3 separate regions of the Mus musculus genome follow, and regions 1 and 3 are each linked to region 2. The links are chromatin loops, found by intact Hi-C in ENCODE. Cell type or tissue: heart. All regions are shown on one strand. Region 1 overlaps Gm35695 (predicted gene, 35695). Region 2 has its middle 3.2 kb from the start of Gm35532. Region 3 has its middle 60 kb from the start of Gm40031.

Region 1 (2,500 bases), 240 kb before region 2:
CTCTGTGCAACCGTGCTCTTCCTACAGCCTGCCCCTGTCCAGCTAGCAAAAACAGAGGAATAAGGACCCATTGTGGCAAACCATAGAATACTTGGGGGACAGTCAGCCTTGAGTTCTGCACGTTCAAGATTCATTTGAGAGGATCTCACCAGTTGTCGGCTCCAGAGAAATCAAGAGCGGGTAGGGGTGTGTGGATTAGGATGGCATCGACCGAATCGGAGAAGTGATTATTTTAAGGATGAATCCAAGCCTGAGTGCTGAAGTTGACTCTCGGGGCCAAGGAACCTGGACAGGGGTGATATGGACCTGCCAGACAAGGAGGCCCAGGCTGGGAGCTGCTGCAGATCTCCAGTTGACTGCTGTCTGAGTGCGTGCATGTCAGTACTTCTGCAGATGTCCTGTTCTAGACCCCACGAAGTCCTGATTAGAGTGTAATTCAAACCTTATTCCTGAAAATGCTTGACTTTGGAATTATTTTCAATAGCATAGAATAATTTGACAGAATGATACCAAGATCTCTAGTGTACATTTTACTTTTTATTAGCCTTAACTCATGGTGACGGAGGCTTCATGAAAGGCATCAACTTTCTTGAGTCTATGCAGAGACTCTGCAAATACCATTCCCATTCCCCCAGATGCCTTAAGAGGCACAAAAGTCAGTGACAATCATGTCCCATCTCTCCTCTTGTTCTGTGCTGTTTACCACAATCACAAAACTCCTCCAAAGACAGAATCCCTCCAGAGGCCCCATATCCACCCCTGTTTCACAAGGATCTCACAAGTTGCCCATGGCTATGTGGTATGTGGTCAAGGATGTGGCAGGAGACAGAGACATTCAGCTACCTGGGTATACCTTCAGGGATACAACTCTGCACCAGGCTGGCCTGGTGACACCAAGTCCCAAGAGCTCCCTTACAGGACAGAGTAAGTACAAATATCCCCATGGCTGGCTCAGGTGGCTCAAAACTTCAGGATGGAGATGCATAGACCTTCACATATTATTAATGACACTGGTAATAGAAGATAAAAAATAGTAATTCAGACAGCCTTGAATTGCAATAATCATTATTATTACAATAGTGAGTTAGGAAATGTTTTTTTGTTAATAAACCAGTAAGTAAGGAATGGTTCCATTGCCCGGTGGGAACAGCTTGAGAGCAACCACTCAGCCCTGTATACTTAGGGCACTGATGGGGACAGATGACATCTTAAATCTTCCTCACCCTGCTAGCAGACAGCAGCGGTCCTTGGATGGAGTGGCCAGAGCTGAGAGGCTGACAGCAGGCTGGCAAGACCAGCTTCTGCGGTTTGGATGTGGAATCCCAACCCTGAGAGAGGTTCGTGTGCCTGAAGACTCTGTCTCCAGCAGGTGGCGCTGTTCAAGAGACTATGGAAACTTCAGATGGTGGAGCCTAGAAAGAGGAAGTGGGTCAGTGGAGGTGGGCCTTGACACTATTTAGACTGGTCCTGATTCCTATCTAGCCTCTGCTTCCTGACTACAATACAATACAATACAATACAATACAATACAATACAATACAATACAATACAATACAATACAATACAATACAGAAAGCTAGCATACACTTGGGCTGCGGTCTTCCCCACCTTGTTAGACTGTAAGCCAATACAGACCTGTCCCCCCTCCCTCCGCCCTTAATTTGCTTCTGAGGTGGGGAATGGAAAACACCAGACTGGGTCAGAATCAGGTTCTCAGACTGCTGGGAGAAACAAGTGTAGGCAAGAACTGTACCTGCACTGTTCCTGCTGACAGCACCTCAGCGCTCTCCCACAGCTTTCCAGTGCCCCTGCTGCTGCCCTAGGTTTTCCTGCCTATGGAGATGTGAATAGACATGTCTTTACCCCAGACTCGACACCAGAGTAAGGACTCCACCAACATCAACTTTAAGGGACCAATGAGTCTTTTGGCTTGCCTACACAGCATCAGTGGGTGTGGGGAACCCCAAAGCTGTATCCCAGTAAAGTCTCAACCCACCAAGGATGATGACATTCACAAAGGCTGAAGCCTAGAACCCCCCTTTCATCAGCTAGCTAACCTCGATCCTGTACACTCCAGCTCACCACAAGACCACCTCAGCTGGGGAAAGGGAAGGGGAACCATGCATGGAACACAGGCAGCTCGGGTGGCCCTCTCCTCTCTTCCTGTTTGGGCGTATCAATAAATATCTCCATTACTATTGCCATTACCATACACCTAGCTACCTCACCACTGCTCTGTTTAATTGGTTGCCATGGCTACAGAAACAAGGTAATCTCTATTCCATGATAGCAAGGAGGAGAACACATTTTCCTGAGTCTGTTGGGAGGAAGAAGGAGAGTCACCATCGCACAGCACACAAGTGAAGATACTAAGGCCCAGGGTTGTGGCCTCTAGATAGAATCAGACCTCCAAGACTCTAGGTTTCTGTATCTGTCCCAAATGACAGGGAATCTGAGCAGACATGAGATGGGTAAGTATGACTGGGGATCCTAGTGGACA
Region 2 (2,500 bases):
GCTTCTAGATGATTTTCCCATATCAAGTTCTCAATAAAGACATCTTTCTTCTTTTTAAAAAGGTCTTGACACTTTAATGTGTATGGGTGTTTTGCCTGCATGCACACAAGTGCACCGTTATGCACACCATTCCCAGGGAAGCTGGAAGGGCCAGATCCCCTGCAAATGAAGTTACAGACAACTATGAGCCACTGTTGTGAGTCCTGAGATCCGAACCCAGAGCCAGTGCAACAGCAGCAACGCAACCTGTGCACTAGAAACGCAGGTTCTTCAGCTTGTGGGTGTCAAGGCTCTATCAAAATGTAGATGCCCCATTGCCTGGGGAGGTCCACAGCAAGAGCAGCATAAAACTCAAGGTGACCCTTAGGACTGTGACACTGTGCTGCTTTCTCTACAGATGCAGAAAGGTGTGGTCCTGTGGTCACCCAGTATAAAGGTCTAGGTATACGCATGCAAGAAAAGACAGGTGACAGGCAAAAACACAATAGCTTTGCCTTGACCAGGAGTCTTCAGAAGATGCCATGGCTCAGGGCAGTGTGTGTGTGTGTGTGTGTGTGTGTGTGTGTGTGTGTGTGTGTACTGTTTTGTGTAAGGAAGCCTGCACAGTCCTGCAGAAGTGCTCGTGTGACACCAGGGAGGGGCTCAGTCTTTGAGGTAAGGACAGGAGACAGTCTTCTCGGCCAGCTCTTGCACAGGAAGGCCATGGATGGAGAGAAAAGTACTCCTGGTTTCCAGTCGCTTTCCGGGTCTAGCTTTTATGGCTTACCTCAGAGAGAAGGAGTACAGAGATTAGGTCAGAAAGATCTCACTTCTGAACCCCTCTGTTCAGGGTGTCACTTCCTGAGCCCCATGAGTTTAAACATATCCAAGCTTCACAATTGAATTCGCAGCAGTCCATTTTAATATTCCACGTTTATTTAAAGCCTTGTTATCACTAAGTAAATATTACATCGATAAGTGTAGGTGTATTTATTGATGTTTTATCAAAGTGGGTTCTCTGTCAAGATTTTATAAATGATGATGTCATTTCACATCTGCTAGGCAGGGTGGGCCTTGTGATTACGGGACACCCGAGAATGCCCCACTGTTGTTAACCACACCTAGGAATGTATCTAATTTATCTAATCTCTGGTGGCAGAGGACAGTGAAGGACCTGCTTGTGTCGGAAGCCAAGCATTCTTCTGCTCCCCATTCTGTTTTGATTTTACTACAAAGGTTTGCTCCATTAGAAGACAATAACAGATTTCATCAGGGTCTCAAAAGGTTTGGTCACCACCTAGTGGAGGATGGAGGAGCAACTGCTAAAATAACTGCCATTCACGAACTTTTTTTTCTTTCTTTTTTTTTTTTTTTTTAGTTTTCTTCTTTGCTTTTTTTTTTTTTAAATTGGTTATTTTGTTTATTTGCATTTCAAATGTTGTCCCCCTTCCAGGTTTCCCCTCCGAAAATCTCCCAGTACACTGCCCCTCCCACCTTGCTTCTATGAGGGTGTACTCCACTCCTGCTCCACTGCCCTCTATGCTGGGGCATCAAACCTTCACAGGACCCATGGCTTCCCCTCCCATTGATTCTAGACAAGGCCATCCTCTGCTACGTATGCAGCTGGAGCCATGGATCCCTCTTTGGTTGTTGGTTTAGTCCCTGGGAGCTCTGGGAGGTCTGGTTGGTTGATACTGTTGTTCTTCCTATGGGGTTGCAAACCCCTTCAGCTCCTTCAGTCCTTCCCCTGACTCCTCCTTGGGGTTCCTGTACTCAGTCTGATGGTTGGCTGCAAGCATCCACATCTGTATTGGTCAGGCTCTAGCAGAGCATCACAGGAGACAGCTACATCAGGCTCCTGTCAGCAAGCACTTCTTGGCATCAAGAAGTGTCTGGGTTTGGTGGCTGCATATGGGATGGATTCCTGGGTGAGGAAGTCTCTGGATGGCCTTTCCTTCAGTCTCTGCTTAATAATTTTTCCCTGTATTTCCTTTAGACAGGAATAATTCTGGGTTAAAATTTTGTGATGAGTGGGTGGACCCCATCCCTCAACTGGGGGCTGTGTCTAACCTCTGGATATGGTCTCTACAGGCTCTCTCTCCTCTTTGTTGGGTATTTCAATTAATGTCATCCCTGTTGGGAGCCTCTTGTTTTTCTGGCATCTGGGACTTTCTGGTGGCTTCCCCTAGTCCCCCCCCCACCCCCTCCCAACAGCTACATGCACAATAGAAGCCTGGATTTTATACTTCCAATTTGGTTACTTTGGCTAATATCAGAGAACCATTTCTAACCCAGCACCACCATCACCACGATTTGGCGTCCTAAGAGGCTTCCCTGTCAGAAGTAACTTTAGGAAGATCTTTGGGAAGGCTTACGGCAGACCACGCCTCTACCCGGACTGCCCTCAAAAGCTGATTATCTTCTAGATGTGTGAGTTAAGGTGTGAGCTCATTGTACCACGGTGTTGCTAAAATTCCCTCCTGGAGGAGATGTGAACGGTATCTACTCTCCTCCAAAAGTC
Region 3 (2,500 bases), 150 kb before region 2:
TGTCAGAGAGTGACTATGGAAATGGACATGACTGCTCGGGGGGTTAGAAGCCTTTAATGTGATTTTCCTGGCAAACATCAGCCACCTGAACACAAAAGAGTCTTAAGCTATGTTGGTTAAATAGCAGCACCTGGAGTCGTACTCAGTACAACAGCAGCAAGCGCAACAAGGGAGACGCCAGAGGGGGGTGTGTCAGAAGGACCTGTGACAGTGCCATACATATGGCATGGCTCCCTGCACTTTGTGTTCTGCGCTGAGTGGGAATGGTTGAGAGGGGTGACGCGGAGCTGGCTGTGCTGAGGGAGGACACCATGGTCACAGGATCTTCTCCCTCTCGCTCTCTTTTAGCAAGCATTCAGAGACAAGATGCCTCAGGTTTGATTGGCCAGAGACCAGGAAGCCTCTGAGCCATGTGCAGAGAGCTATGAGGTTGACACCATGCTCCCCCTGCCCCAGCCCTTGATGATTGCCTGGCAGCCTCAGCTCTAGTTTGGCAAGTTATATCCCTCAAGAGTAGGGGTGCCTGAGTACAAGACGGGAGTCCCTGTTGGCTGAGGAACCTGCAGAGAGTATTGCATAAGAAGTTCCCTAGTGGCAAGCGACGGCTGAGACATTTGAAATATGGGGCAGGCACGGGCAGAGAGGCTTAGAGCAACCTGGGTAAAATTGCTTTAATGCCGTGGAGCAGGGCTGTGGGGAGGAGCTCCCATTTCCATGTCAAACGGAAAAGCTCTCTTCATAGTTTGTATACAGGGCTCTTGCTTTGCCCTGCAATTTTGGTCACATAAGCTAGAAGGTATTTGGAAGTCTTTGCTTCATTTAATAACAAAACATAATATTATTTCTTGCTTACTTAACAGCCATCTTGTTATTTATTTCCATTAATTTTAATAACTGGAATAATAAAGAGTTATAGGTTCGTGTTAGATAAGGTTTTTTTCCCCTTTGTTAACTATCACTCCACTATTAAAATCGGCCTGTCCCCAATCTGTCATTAAGGACAGATTGTAAAATACAAGTTCCTATCACTTTGTGAGCCTCTGAGCTCTGCCACTCCACAATGCCCAGGTCTCTCAGACTCTCCTCTGCCAAGAACACCAGAGATAGATTTGAACAAAACATATTTTTAAGAGTGCATGCTGCCACCTGGTGGTGGTGTACCCAAATTTAATTCTTAGAGTTTAGATGGCAAGGCAATTCTTAGGAAATAGATTGGGGACAGTCATTTCATGGTTCGTATTCTTTATTTAGCTCCTTCTGTTCCAGACCAAGGGCACTCACGTTCTCTCTCTATCTGCTTGCCGCTGTACTCCTGGCTTCCAGGTGCTGTTACCCCATGGGGCAGTGGGTTCCTGTGGGCTCCTGTGGATTTTGCCCTCATCCCAGCTAACCCACAACACTGATCAGCAAACCCCGGCCTCACCTGGCTTACAATGCAGCACCCCCTTCTACCCCCATGTCCCAGTCCCAGTCACACATACCCACGGCAAACTGATCTGCTGAGCTCAGTACCAGAAGGAACAGCATTAAAGCAGGAGACAGCTGTTTGCTGGTGGGAAAGAGCGGCTTTCAATTATTTAATATGAAGCAACAAGGGGAGTGGCTCAGCCCCTGACAGGCTGACTAATTCGTAGGCTCTCAGGCAACACCAGGCCGGTGAAGTTACCGTCCTTTGATTGGTAACACGATGGCATCTTAATTTGTTTGTGTAATTACATTTTTTTAGGGCTACTATCAAATGTTAATGCTGTGTTAGGCAGAGGACGTAAAACGATTCGGATACACCAGACATGGTGTCACTGTGGGGGTGGGGGTGATTGCTGGGACTTTGTTGGAATGAGAACATCACTAGCGAGAGGCACACGTATGTGGCTTTCCTGAGGCCAGCTCGCTTCAGGTGACTGGTGTTGGTCTCAGATATCACATTCACTGTTGTTCCTGATGTTTAATTCATCAGTGTGCTCCAGGTCTGGCAGTAGGATGGGTGTGTGCATGGAAGCCAATTTCCTGCCAGTACATTATCACTCGTAGGAGGATTCCCTTTCCTTGGGAGGATTCTCTGTATCCTGGGAGGATTCCTTGTCTCCTGGAGGACTCTTTATCCCTAGGAAAACTCTTGCCCTGGGAGGACTCTCTTTCCTTAGGAGGAGTTCTCTATCCCATATGAGGAGCTCTCTACTCCCAAGCGCACTAAGATTGCCCTGTGCCACAACCCTTCCTCTAGGCTAGCCACCATGCCCATTAATACCCCTCTAAATGCTCTGGCTTCTAGGCCAGTGGACTCCTGGAGTAGCACCAGGCTGGGAACCAGGTGTCAGGTGTGTCCGCACCAGCCTGAAGCATCACTCTGACAGGGATATGTCCTGGTCTAAGATCTCCTGACCTGGCAGAGAGCCAGAACTCTCCGTCATACCTAGATACAAACAGGTTCCCAGGGAGATGCCTGCTCCAAGAGGCTTCCATTGACTAGGTTCTCGAGTACAGGGATACCCAAGAGGAC

What was found. A loop is a pair of places that touch in the nucleus more often than their neighbours do. Peaks named below come from ENCODE experiments on the same cell type or tissue, not always from the same donor. Only the 100,000 strongest peaks of a DNase experiment are listed, where the experiment ranks them.
Region 1: it touches region 2 in a loop (10-fold over the local background); 10 of 42 quality-filtered maps call a loop at or near these places.
Region 3: a loop joins it to region 2, with 3 times the contacts of the local background. A loop is called at or near these places in 4 of 42 quality-filtered maps.

Annotation. Positions count from the first base shown.
Region 1 is chr2:178,664,056-178,666,555 of GRCm38, reverse strand. Gm35695 (predicted gene, 35695) reads right to left here. Exons shown (of 4, transcript NR_166157.1): 4 at 1,049-1,412. Among named protein-coding and RNA genes, the nearest start is that of Gm35695, 5.9 kb to the right of the region's middle. In heart, a CTCF peak has its summit at 1,355 (motif pointing right); no DNase peak of the experiment used is centred here; H3K27me3 peaks cover 738 bases.
Region 2 is chr2:178,425,138-178,427,637 of GRCm38, reverse strand. No RefSeq gene overlaps it. Among named protein-coding and RNA genes, the nearest start is that of Gm35532, 3.2 kb to the left of the region's middle. In heart, a CTCF peak has its summit at 1,284 (motif pointing left); no DNase peak of the experiment used is centred here; H3K27ac peaks cover 373 bases.
Region 3 is chr2:178,573,689-178,576,188 of GRCm38, reverse strand. No RefSeq gene overlaps it. Among named protein-coding and RNA genes, the nearest start is that of Gm40031, 60 kb to the left of the region's middle. In heart, a CTCF peak has its summit at 1,157 (motif pointing left); no DNase peak of the experiment used is centred here; H3K27me3 peaks cover 684 bases.